Regions from separate parts of the Homo sapiens genome. Here all the other regions are linked to region 3. A link is a contact called in ENCODE Hi-C or POLR2A ChIA-PET data. All regions are on one chromosome and are shown on one strand. The core of a region is the stretch at or near the end of the contact, and the rest is flanking DNA. Distances in the headings are between cores, read along the strand shown.

The links. A loop is a pair of places that touch in the nucleus more often than their neighbours do. ChIA-PET counts read pairs that join two places held with the same protein, here RNA polymerase II (POLR2A). Pooled maps may share reads with other maps.
Region 1: a map with no recorded cell type shows a loop between it and region 3 (5-fold over the local background). The contact joins two enhancer-like sites. A Hi-C loop is called at or near these places in 1 of 37 single-sample maps with no recorded cell type. POLR2A ChIA-PET finds 5 or more read pairs at or near these places in 2 of 52 experiments (AG04449 and BJ).
Region 2: a map of aorta shows a loop between it and region 3 (1.8-fold over the local background). The contact joins two enhancer-like sites. A Hi-C loop is called at or near these places in 2 of 168 maps with a recorded cell type or tissue (IMR-90 and aorta) and 12 of 50 pooled maps. POLR2A ChIA-PET finds 5 or more read pairs at or near these places in 2 of 52 experiments (AG04450 and WTC11).

The regions. Positions count from the first base shown.
Region 1 is chr4:168,449,588-168,453,851 of GRCh38, forward strand. DDX60L (DExD/H-box 60 like) reads right to left here. Exons shown (of 38, transcript NM_001012967.3): 8 at 3,537-3,695. Among named protein-coding and RNA genes, the nearest start is that of DDX60L, 29 kb to the right of the region's middle. Within about 2 kb of position 2,329, at least 4 of the 41 ENCODE cell types and tissues checked have a DNase peak (open chromatin) inside an H3K27ac peak, as active enhancers do.
Region 2 is chr4:168,814,428-168,818,792 of GRCh38, forward strand. All of the region lies in intron 10 of PALLD (palladin, cytoskeletal associated protein), which reads left to right. Among named protein-coding and RNA genes, the nearest start is that of PALLD-AS1, 170 kb to the left of the region's middle. RefSeq lists enhancers at 1,443-2,077, 2,078-2,713. Within about 2 kb of position 1,669, at least 16 of the 41 ENCODE cell types and tissues checked have a DNase peak (open chromatin) inside an H3K27ac peak, as active enhancers do; they include IMR-90, where a contact is called at or near this core.
Region 3 is chr4:168,635,146-168,639,723 of GRCh38, forward strand. All of the region lies in intron 2 of PALLD (palladin, cytoskeletal associated protein), which reads left to right. Among named protein-coding and RNA genes, the nearest start is that of PALLD-AS1, 11 kb to the right of the region's middle. Within about 2 kb of position 1,771, at least 8 of the 41 ENCODE cell types and tissues checked have a DNase peak (open chromatin) inside an H3K27ac peak, as active enhancers do; they include IMR-90, where a contact is called at or near this core.

The DNA.
Region 1 (4,264 bases), core at 1,079-3,578, 180 kb before region 3:
ACATGTACCCTAAAACTTAGAGTATAATAAAAAAAAAAAAACATTAAAACAAAAAAAAAAAATGCAAAAAAAAAAAAAGAAAAAAGAAAAAAATTACTAAATGATGTGCTTGACTAAGAAAGAGGCTGAAACTGAAAAGAGTAGGCTGCAAGAAGCAATGGTGAAAAAATAAAATAATGAAAATAGAATAAAAATAAAATAAACATGTGGGTAAAAATAAAAAAAAAAAAAAAAAAGAGGTTATAAAACCCAGAAGTAGGGATTGAAACCACCATTGCAAAATTATGACTGAAACGGTGAAAGAGATCTGACTTAACTAACTCCACCTTGCTTCTAACCTCCAAGCTGTTCTTGTTTGTTCCTGGGTGTAGGCTGAACTAACTTTGGAAGGAACTTTGTTTACAGTTTATAGTTTGAAACAAAGATGATAACAGCCCTTTCTCAAAACAAACCCCCTTCATTCCTGGGGACTCGGCGGCCCATGGAGGACTAACAAATTAGTCAAAAGATTAGAAATTATGGCTTAGGAGTCATGCAGCTGGAGGCTACAAGATTCTGACCCTCCCCAGTATTGCTCCTGGGGATAAAACCACTATTGTAAAACCTAAGCCAGTACTTGAGATATTTTGCAGACCTTGCACGTGATGGATCAGCTGACATCAGCCAGCTCTATAAACTGGCTCATCTGATCTTGTGGTCCCCATCCAGGAACTGACTCAGTGCAAGAAGACAGCTTCAACGCCCTATGATTTCATCTCTGACCTGACCAATCAGCATTCTTGGCTCACTGGCTTCCCCCTACCCACCAAGTTGTCCTTAAAAACTCTGATCTCCAAATGCTCAGGGGAGACTGAATTGAATAATAATAAAACTCTGGTCTCCCTCAAAAAAAAAAAAAAAGATTACAGATGAACTAAGACCAACTCCAAGGAAAGAGTTGCCTCCACTACCTTTATTTTATACCCATCCACTCACTATTGTTGAATATTCCATAGATTTTGTACCCCATCACTCTACCAAAACAGCTCTTAATAATAATTAGCCTTGGCTAGGTACCATGGCTTATGCCTATAATCCCAACACTTTGTGAGGCTGAGGCAGGAGGATTGTTTGAGCCCAGGCATTCAAGACCAGCCTTGGCAACATGACCAGACCTTGCCTCTACAAAAAATAAAATTAGCCAGGCATGGTGGCGTATAGTCCCATCTATTAGAGAGGCTGAGGTGGGAGGATCACTTGAGCCTGGGAGGTCGAGGCTGCAGTGAGCTATGGTCATGCCACAGCACTCCAGCCTGGGCAACAGAGCAAGATCTTGTCTCAAAACAATAATAATAATGACAACAATAATAATTGGCCTTGACTTTCATGCAATTAAATTAAAGTCACTGAATTTTCTTGTCAACATCCTCATATTATCTGCAGAATTTGACACTAATAAACCATTTCCTTCTTTTTGAAATATGATTCATATGAACTCTAAGATATCATATTCTCCCAGATTTTCTACCATCTATCTTCACCACTCTTTTTCAGTGTCTTTTTCTAATTCTTAAGCTTCTACCTGACCACTAAATTCTGGAATATCTCTGGACCCTGAACCTAGATGTCCTCTCATTTTACCTAGAAAAACACATAACTGGTATGGTATTCAGAACCACTCATGGGCTGATGTGTCCCAAATTTTTATTCCCAGTCTAAAGAATACTTAAACTGCCTTTTACATATTTCCTTTGGAAGTCTCATTGCCACCACCTCAAACTCACTATTTCCCAAACTCATTGTTTTCCTCTTCAGAATGTTCTTCTTTCGGTGGCAGCATCCATACAGTTGGCCTAGCCAGAAACCTGAAAGTCATCATTGACTCTTCCTTCTCCCTTCTGCCTCATATCCTGTTCCTTAACCCTGTCAGTTTCAAAGCCTAAAGAACTCTTGTATCTTTGACTTCTATTTGTTCCTATTGCCACCAACATCTTAGCCATGTTAGCATCATCACCATGTGATCACTGGGGTGGTTTCCTCACCTCTATATTTGGATGTCTACAATGCGCTCTATGCACTTCAGCCAAAGAACTCTTAAACAAAAATGTCAATTTCAGCTTGAAATCCTTCAATCACTTCTCATTATTCTTAGGATTTCCTAAGTCCTTAACAGAGCCAACAAGTACTATATTGATTTTTCTCCTACCCCCTCCTCAGCTTCATCAGCTTTTCTCCTCTCTGGTCACACTAAACATATCTGAGCTCCTTGTGGCATTCGCAAGTGCTATGTCCTCTCTTGAAAACCTTTTGCTCTTCCCTTCCCCCACTAACTACTACTCATCCTTCAGACCATGAGTCATTTCACTTGTCTTCACTCTTCAGAGAGGTCAACCTTTCCAGACTGGGTTGTATCTCTTAATCATTCATTTCCAAAGCTTCATTAGTCCCTCCTTCATATCCATCAGCACCTTTGTAATCATTTTACTGCTTATTCAATAATGCAAATTGAAGTTCCATGGAAGAAGAAGAGATATGAGTTTGTATTTTTCTCCACTCCTTCCTTGGTGCTTATCACAGTGAATATGCACTGAATAAACATGTGTGGACCAGCTGCCTGACAGACTGGTTTTAAAATGTCTATGATAACAATTTGACAGTATCTATCAAGATCCTCAAATTTTCCATACCTTTTTGGCTTATCATCTCTTTTCCCATTTCAGAAAATCTATTCAAGGTAATTCATTACAAATTATCCCTCAAGGCCAGTAGCATTTATGATACAAAAGCTTCAAATGATCCTAATGTCCCTTTATAGAGGTATGATTAAGTAAACTACAATACAATCACTCAAACGTATTTAGTAGCCATAAAAATTATGCTAACCAGCTTGAGTGAATGGGTACCCCATTCTCCATGATGTGATTATTAGGCATTGCATGCCTGTATCAAAACATCTAATGCACTCAATAAATATGTACAACTACTATGTACTCACAAAAATTAAAAATTTTAAAAATTATGCTAACCAAAAGTGAAAATGCTTTTACAATAAAATAATATGTAGCATATATCGTATGATTGCAACCATAACAAAAACTAGGCCCTAAAATAAAAAATGAAAGAAATTAAACCAAAATATTAACCGTTAACAGTATTAATTTGAACAGTGGGTTAGGAGTACATATTATTATTTTTTCTTCAATTTTTAACTTTCCTTTAATACACTTTTATTAAAAACAGAAAAAATAAATTCATAAACACTTTTCCTGAGTTTCTCTACAAAGAGAATACAATGTCAATCAATTTTCTATGATTGATTATACAAAAACAAGATCTCATCAGAGATAAGAAGGAAAAAGAGGAGGCTCTCATGCTTCTATAAAACAGATATACTGTGGTTTTCCTCATTACACTACCAAAAATAAAAGTTGTTGAAAATAGGAACTTGATTTATCAGCTAATTAGATCTGGCATTATTCCAATATAACTCTAGTTTTAAAGGTGATCATGGTTTTCATCTCTCATGTTCAGACAAAAAATAAACAAAATATGTTTACCATTTTTAAGAAAGAATCACTGTTCCTAATCCAAGAGCATGTGATGACTCGAGAACAAGCTCTCTGAGAAAGGGGTAAGTGGAGTTGAAAAGCCACACAGAGGCAACGCAGTCTGCAGAAATCTTCCACCTCCTGCAGGGATAGGCAATTACTGTGCACCTGCGTACAATAAAGAAGATGAGAACAGTCACAATGTCACGCTGTGAAATGGCATTGAAATAGGCACTCCACGAAGATCATATCTTCAAAGTTTTACATCTACATTTGTGAGAAAGTCCCCTTCTGCATACACAAACTTGGCTGCACTGATACAGAAGTAGGTAAGAGGGAGGGAAAGCTCCAGGCTTAGTAGTTCACATAATGCATTTCTTATGATTTTCAGTGAAGCTGGACTTTAAATGAGTTGGCAGCAAAGGAAGTCCCTGACCCAGAGGTCTGAGGATTGACAGAGCCCCATGTAAAATGCTCTGTCATTTCAGAGAATGAAGAGTAATATCTACAAACCCATGGCAGGTTCAGGGTGAGAAATCCCGGATGGCAATCTATCTGTAAAACGTATTGAATGAGAAATCGGGGAAGGAAATGGTCAAGTTTCACCTCCTGTGGCAGAGACTTCAGAACTATTTTCGAATATATAAAAGGTTGTCATATGGAAGGTTAAAAAAACCTTAATCTGGGTATCTTCATAGAGCAAAATTAGGGATAACTGAAATTACAAGGAGATTGAT
Region 2 (4,365 bases), core at 419-2,918, 180 kb after region 3:
ATGGACTGCCTTAAGCAACTGTATAATTTCTGTTAGGATGAAACCGAACCATGTTGGGAATTCTGATTTAAAATGAGGTCTGTACTTTATAGATGTGGAAAATAAGGTTCATAGGACGAAATTACTTCCTCAAAAGCGACATAACTGCGTTGCAGCAAAAACGGCAGGAGAGTGCAGGTCTCTAAGCCAAGTCTTGGACTAGGTTCTTGATTCCAACAGTTCTCCAGTGATGCTTCTGAAGACACTGGGCTGAAAGTGAACAGTGACCCTCTTTCCCGAATGTCTATAATTTTCTCAATTTAAAATTTTTCTCCTAAAAGACAATGGCTATTTTAATCTTTTCTGTTTGTTTGTTTGTTTTGAGACACAGTCTCGCTCTGTCACCCAGGCTGTAGTGCAGTGACGCGACCTCGGCTCACTGCAACCTCCACCTCCTGGGTTCAAGCAATTCTCCTGCCTCAGCCTCCCAAGTAGCTGGGATTACAGTTGTGTACCACCATGCCTTGCTAATTTTTGTATTTTTAGTAGAGACGGGGTTTCACCATGTTGGCCAGGCTGGTCTTGAACTCCTGACCTCAAATGATCCACCTGCCTCGGCCTCCCAAAGCGCTGGGATTATAGGCATGAGCCATTGTGCCCGGCGAATATTTTAATCTTTTAGTGACCTCTGCCATTTTTCTTTTCAAGAACAAGATGAATGAGCAAATGTAAACATTTTAAAATTAACTTGGAAGGGCTTTGACAGATTTCATTTCTCATGGACATATGCTTGTGACTGTTTCAATATTGCAGGCATACACTAGCATCATTTTCTTTTAGCAGAATTGCTTGGTGCTCCTGTAATAGAATGAAGTGTAATAGTGTGCAAACATTCACAACTTCCATGTGCTCTAAAACCTAAACAAGTTTGAACCCACAAGTCACTTTGTAAGGCACATCCAGGCTCGTTGAGATTCTAACTGGTGGAAATAGTTGAAAGTATATTTGTCACTTACACCTTGCCTATATCCAAGAAGGATTTGAGTCTTCCTCCAACAAGAATGCATCCAAGCCAGTCTAAAACTGTCCTCCATAAAATAGGGAAATACACTTTGGGAATTTCATAAGCTAAACACTATTTCCACATTGGTCACCATGGTGAACACAAATATGCAAAATCGACTGAATGGTAACAAGGCAGGGAGAGAACGTGCTTCCTATAGGATTTGATCTGCTGCTTATTCTGATCAAAGTGGAAACTATAAAGGTTGGTTGGAGCGGATAGCCCAATGCCTGCCCAGTAACAGGGCTGCAGGAATTAACACGGTGGACGAGGGAAGGTACAGACCATTTTCGGTGGCTAAATGAGAAATAATACTAAGCGATAGGATATCCTGTATGTTTAGATTACTTGCCTCTGAAAACGAGCTCCAATTCTTTTTCAGAACAAGTATTGGGAACAAACTGTGGATATTTAATCACTTAAGGGTACTTTCTTCTGGGAAAATCGCTCACTCTTAATTTTTCAGTTGAGTTAGACAAGGGCTAATTGCAAGAGGATTAAAACCTTGAAAACTGCTTTGTTCAGCTTATTGTTTCAGGTTTCCCTTTGGAGTGTGGATGATGTGTTTATTTGACATAATGAATACCACCATCCGCTTTGTTCCGGGAACCAAAAGGCTATGTGCTTGCCCAAGGAATTTCTCAGTTGTTTATATGTAAGGAAACACTGCTCTGTGTTATTGGATGGGACCATTACAGCTCTTTCTTAAATAGGGAATGCAGAGAGCCGTGCTTTCCTCACTCACATCTGAGCAGAGAAACCAGAAAATAGCCTTCAGCACTCCAAATGCCTGCTTGTTTTCAACACAAGAGAGCAAAGGGAACATTTATTGAAAATGTGTGTTCTTCGCTTAGGAACCCAGAGCTTTACTTTGTGTTATTGGCACATCTACTTAGACCTATGTTATATGTGTATGTGTGTATATATATATATATATATATATATTTTTTTTAAGTATTAGATTGGAGTGCTTGGCATGAATCATAGATTAGAGAACATTGACAACTAACCAGATAGTGAACTCTGCCTCTATCAGCCAAATCTAACTGCCAAAACACTGAGGAATAAAGTAACCACTAATTAAGCAGCCTGGAGTTTTGTTTTTGGGTTTTTTTTGGTGGTGGTTGTTTTTAATACATACCCTGCCATAGGATGAGGGCAATTGTGTGAAATACATGCTTTGCGGTGACTTCCAGTGATGCAACATAGCAGTCTTTTTAAACAGCTGAAAACTCTCTGGTCCTTTATGGTTTCCAAAAGGTACTCCTTAAATGGGCATAACTGATGGGGGATTGGCTAGTGAGCTACAGAGAAGGCTGAGTCAGAGTGACCTGTTGGAGCTAGCCCCGTGTGTGTGTGTGTGTGTGTGTGTGTGTGTGTGTGTGTGTGTGTGTGTGTGTGTGTAGAAAAGGGGGAGCCGTGGGCAAGGGGCGGGGGTGAAGGGAGGCTGCAAGCTTGGCAGAATGTTTGAACAAGACAAAGAGCAGTTCCAGCGACCAAATAAGGAAGTGAGTGCTGAAGTATTTCAGAATAGAAGTGTGTCAGGGACTCAAGGCAATTGCGGAGAGTAAAAATAGGCAAAGAAGAAAGGGCAAAGGATTTTTGTTTTACTTGTTCCACAAAATAAACAGGGAAAGAAGTATCTCTGGTCTTTCAGCTGGAGTGAGAAAAACAGATCGTATCTATCCCTTTCTGTTGGCTTTTTATAGACATGTGTCTGAAGAGATGTTTAGAAGCTCTTTCAGTGGCAATGGCAATAATAAGCATGCTTTTGTTAAAGACAGAAAAACGCAAGTTGTGCATTAGACGCACCATCACATTCCCTTTATGTGTAATGCATGAAACTTTTAGCCCAAGATGATGGAAGTTTCCAAGAACCAACAGAAATATCTGGAAACCCATTTTCAGACATGTCCTGAACACTGAATTATAACTGTATCCTTTGAGAAAAATCTTACCTCTTAACAAGCCAGTTAAATGTCCATTAGATACAGTGTCTAACTTAAATATGTTGATAGTTACTGAAAAAGATGTCAAAAGAGGCAAATTACGCAAAGAAACTGTCAGTACTTGTTTTAATCTTCTCAATACCATCTCCCCAACTCTCCAGAGTGGCCAATAATATGTCACTGATCCTATGGATAAATGCTGCTCTTATTTTGATACTTTTTTTGCAGTACGGGTGGAAGAGAACAAAGATTTGGAAGGAGAATTTCAGATACTCCTAAACATAATTTGAAACAACCTTTTTTTGTCCTACAAAACCAACATTGAGAAATTATTTCTATTAACCAAGAAATCAATTTACTTATGTCTGCAACTAGGAATAAATAGAAGACATTCATCCTGGGTAAGACTTTTGAAAGCCCTCAATAACTAAATTGTTGGCAACTCTAGGATTGGCAATTGAACAAATCTATCCTTCTGTTCTCATGCAAAATACAAAATTGGACAGCCCACACTTGAATCAGAAACTACCAGAACCTGCCCAGAAGAGTTTGGGTAGAGAGCTAAACTGGAGTGCAAAATAGGGAACACACAAAGATTGACCACGGCATGTAGATGATCTTACAATGTAGTGTATTCTGGCTCCAAAAATAACCTGCCCCCCACTTAAACTGAAATATAAACTCTATTGAATAAGCTACCTTGATCATGCTTCAAGAAAATGTTAGGCTTATGACAAAATGTTTATTATCACAAACAAAGAAAAAATTAAAATGAGACACAGTGTTATGCCCACGAATAGTCATTTTAATGACCAAGCTCCATCCTACCAATGCTTCACTAGTTGACTTTTTTTTTTTTAAGCAATTTAACAATAGATGTCAAGAGCAGGGAAAAAAGGCTGGGTGTGCTGGCTCACGCCTGTAATCCCAGCACTTTGGGAGGCTGAGGCAGGAGGATCACTTGAGCCCAGGAGTTGGAGACCAGGCTGGGCAATATAATGGGACTCCATCTCTACAAAAAAATATTTCGAAAAAGCCAGACGTGGCGGTGCACACCTGTAGTCTTATCTGCTTGAGAGGATGGCTTGGGCCCAGGAGGTCAAGACTGTGTGAGCCATGATTATACCATGTACTCCAGCCTGGACAACAGAGTGAGACCCTGTCTCAAATAAATAAATAAATAGTGGTAAAAAGAGTATTTGACTTCAAAATCATACTTCTCAGTATTTGCCCTGAGGAAGTAACTCAAAATGGGAAAAGAAATGTATAAGCCTGAAGATGTTTAGTATAGCATATTTTTTATAATTTCAAAACAAAAAATTTAGAAGTCAAATACACAGAATATTCTCTTATCTCAACAATGCAATATTATGC
Region 3 (4,578 bases), core at 521-3,020:
GCCACAGCATATCAGTACTGACAGTGTATCCATGTCTCTTGTTGACTGGGAGAGATGGTTTTGCTCAACCTCCTAAGGGTTCAATATACCCTACGATTAATAATGGGGCCAAATAAAGCATGGTCGATCTTTTCCAATGCCAGAATGGTGATGCTAGGGCTCAGAGACCAGGGGCTCCTTCTCATTAGCGGTCCATGGGAACACATAACACTTGGGTGCAACACTTCGTTTGTGAGACTAAGCAGCCATCTCCTGCCTCTCCTATGTGGGCTACCACAAACTGGCACAGTAAACCACCTATTACCTCTGAACAGGTTCCCAAATCTCTGTCCAGCATGAACTTAAAGTATCTATTATCACTTCACTCTGTGGCTCAGGTTCATCCTATTTCAATCCTCAAGGCATATGCCATAGTCTAATAGTCCATTACAAGCTATCAGATAGCCAGCTCCAACTTGCAATTCGGTGTTATGACACTAGCTAGAGAAGTGCCATGGAAAGCATGTTTGTGAGCATGCCCAGTCCCTTGGCAGCCATCAACCCAGGGTCTGAGGGCCATGACTGTGATGTAATGGAAGGCCTGAGATCTTCCCACCAACCCTTCATGGTTGCTGGTCTGTGATCCATCTGAGCCAGCCTGGATTCCCGCAGTTTGAGTCTGTGTGTGTGTCCAGGGATTTAAAGGAAAACATGTGGAGACCAAATTAGTGTGGCACCTGATGAGAAAATCTTATAGAATTGGAAAAATGTCAAGAAGGCAACATTGTATGATGGAAATCAAACTACATTGGAATTGAGGATCCTGGTTTTGCCACTATGTGACCTTGAACCAGCTATTTAGTAATGTAACATTGATAAAGCACTGTATTACATTTGATCATTTCCTTCCCAAATATGACATGTGATCATCAGAACCACATTTGGAAGCAGGTAGGGCAGGTGGCGTTATTTCCATTCTGCAAGTATGGAAACTGGAGCTCTAGAGGTTAATGACTTGCTCAAGGTCACAAAGCATGTGAGTGGTAGAATTTGACCTCAAACTCAGAACTTCTGCCAGACACGGTGGCTCATAAGCATGAGCCTGTAATCCCAACACTTTGAGAGGCCAAGGCAGGAAGATCACTTGAGGCCAGGAGTTCTGACACCAGCCTGGGCAACATAGTGAGACCCCATCCCTGCAAAAAATAAAATTAGCCCAGTGTGGTGGTGGGTACCTGTAGTCCTAGCTGCCTAGGAGGCAGAGGCGAGAAGATCGCTTGAGCTCAGAAATTCGAGGCTGCAGTGAACTACTATTGTGCCACTGCCCTCTAGCCTGACTGACAGAATGAGACTCTGTCCCAGAAAGTAAACAAAAAAACCCAGAACTTCTAACTTCAAATCTCATGATCTGTCCACCATAGCAAGCAGCCCTCACAATTCTCAACCTCTATAGAACTCACTCTCCTCATTTGCAAAAATGAGACATTTGGCCCAGAAAATTACAGGCCATTCCAGCTTAAAATTCTGTGTCTGATGAATCACTGGCTGGAAGGGACTTTAAGAAATCACTTAGTCATATTCCTTGCTTCCAGAAGGACTCTATCTAAACTATTTTGAAAAGAAAATATCAGCCCTTTTCTTACAGTCCCAGTGCAGAAAAGGGCCCCAGAGAGTGTCCAAGTGCATTTGGGAGTGAGAAAGAAACGAGGAGCTACAGAGCCAGTGCTCAGCAGGGTGATCCATTTCTTGGGCTCAGAAGCAGTGAGTCTTGCCTCCCTGGATGTGAATGTTCAGCCCTGAGATCAATATCTGAAGTAGGAGAGGAGAGTCACAAGCATGCTTTGCTGGTTAGAAAGGAAGTCTGTAAGAGAGATCAGAAAACTGGTAACTCTGTGAAGAGGAAAAGAAGAGCTAAGTGACTCAGTAATGATCTTAAAGTTTATTAAGGACTCCTGGAGAGTGCGATGACTACAAATCAGTGGTAATGTTTCTACTTAAAGATAGAAACGGCAGAATCCTGCTCATTCAGCAGGTGTGACAAGCAGAAAGCTATGCTAATCTAGCCTTACTTTGCTTGTATCGGAGGGGTTGGTGGCAGAATGGGAGTGAAAGGGGCTTCTCCCTGAAGACGGTGCCTAGGAGCCCCACTCCAGTCTTCCCTTCTCTCTCAGCACAGTTCTCAGCCGGCTGGTGTACCAGTTAGTGTCTAGTAACCTTTCTAGGACAAGGGACTACCAGTAGACAACTACCAGCAAGCACAGCAAGTTGCAAGTTCAGTCTCACATTGCTCAGCTAACCCGGTTATAATTTTAAAAACTGATTTGGCTCCATGTTCTTCCTATGTCACTCCCATGAAATAGATGTTACTTTTTATTTAAAAAAAAAAAAAAGTAGTGACTGAGATCAGAAGACAAGTAATTATCACAACTCTACAACTTACAGAGCTTAGACAAGGCATTTCCTACTCTGGGTCTTGATTTCTCATCTGTGAAATGGGCTAACAATAGCCACTTCAAAGTTAAATATTTCTGAGGATTAGCCAGGCGCAGTGGCTCACACCTGTAATCCTAGCACTTTGGGAGGCTAAGGCAGGTGGATCACTTGAGGTCAGGAGTTTGAGACCAGCCTGGCCAGCATGGCGAAACCCCATCTGTACTAAAAATACAAAAATTAGTTGGGCATGGTGGTGAGTACCGGTAATCCCAGCTACCCGGTTGGCTGAGACAGGAGAATTGCTTGAAACTGGGAGGCAGAGGTTGCAGTGAGCCAAGATTATGCCTCTGCACTCCAGCCTGAGCAACAGAGGGAGAATACATCTCAAAAAAAAAAAAAAAAAAAAAAAAATTCTGAGGATCAAATGGGGAAACATAGATGAGCATGCTGTGTAACAGTTTACATCATTATTAAAAGGAGTCCAATTTCAGGCTTTTCTGTAAACCACAAGGTCACAGATGTTTCTTTTTATTCTGCCTTAATTCCATTCCCAAGCCAAAATCAGAATCACAGCAGTTTATCCTCACTTACTATGTGTCAAGCACATAACCACCTTTAATCCTCACAAAAATATTATGAAGTAGATATATTACCCCTATTTTATTATCTGGAAACTATATTCTCACAAAGATAAGCATCTTGCCCAAGATCACATGGCTACTAAGTAACAGAGACAAAGCGGAAACCAAGGCTGTCTCAAGGCAAAGCTGTGCTCTCAGACCTTCAGGGCTCTGAAGAACTGGGGCCCTGTCCTACCTGAGTACAGCCCCAGTCCTCTTGGTTTCAAGTTGCAGTTGATCTCCTGGCAGGCCTTCCAGGGGGTCTCCTCAGCTGTTCTGAGTCTAGATCAGGTCCTTTGCTTAGTCCCTTAGCTAAAGCTTCATCTTAATCCATAGTTTAGTCCATTCTGGCGGCTATAACGAAGTACCATAAACTGGATACATTATAAACAACAGAGGTTTATTGCTCACAGTTCTGAAGGCTGAAAAGTCCAAGGTGAAGGTGCCGGTAGATTCAGTGTTTGGTGAGGGCCCACTTTCTGGTTCATAGATGGTGCCTTCTTGCTGTGATCTCACGTATTGGAAGAACTAACTAGCTCCCTTGGGCCTATTTTATAGGGGCACTAACCCTATTCATGAGGCTCTACCCTCATAACCTAATCACCTCCCAGAAGGCCCCACTTCCTAAATACCATATGAATTTGGGAGGGGGGGCGGGCCATAAACATCCAGACCATAGCAATCAGCTTACCCCGATTCACACTCCACCGTCTCCTCTCTTTTTCCTGTCCTTATTCCTAGGTGGCTTGCTGACCCCTCTCATGTTCCTCTCCCACTCCACACATTCCTCTTTGGAACATCCTACATTCTCTTCCCCACCTTTCTCTCAGAAGCAGATACTTCCCCATAAGGATCTTGTACCTCTCCCCAGTTTTCCCAGCCCATGACATTAGCCCATCAAGCCTAGATCAAATGCCAATTTCCCCAGCATGTTTACTGTGTTTCCTTTCACTGGAAATAAATTTTAGCATGTTAAAGACAGCCTCTATATTACTTATGAATATCACAGAATGTGAATTTTCAAAACTGTGAAAACCACAGAAGTCATTGCTCAGTTGCCTTTATTTTATAGATGAGGAAACTGAGGCCCAGACAAGTTAATTTACTGCCCACAGTTATAACTGTAGGCTAGAGCTGGAGCTGATTCCAAATGCAGTCAGTATTGTTGTCAAAATAGTTTAAACTGGGCATGTTATTGTATCCGCATCCTCCAGTCTGGTGTGGCCCCTTGGTCAAAGTTTGGAAAGGAGTTTCGCCCTTGCCACAACAGTCTGATTGGACTCAGACCATGAATCATAAGAAATGTTTTCTTTTACTTAAACCTGTTCACTCCTCAATAGGCTACAAAGAACTATTGGCCATTCAACTTTTTTTTTTTTTTTTTGAGACGGAGTCTTGCTCTGTCACCCAGGCTGGAGTGCAGTGGTGTGATCTTGGCTCACTGCAAGCTCCACCTCCCAGGTTCACACCATTCTCCTGCCTCAGCCTCCTGAGTAGCTGGGACTACAGGCACCCACTACCACGCCCAGCTAATTTTTTGTATTTT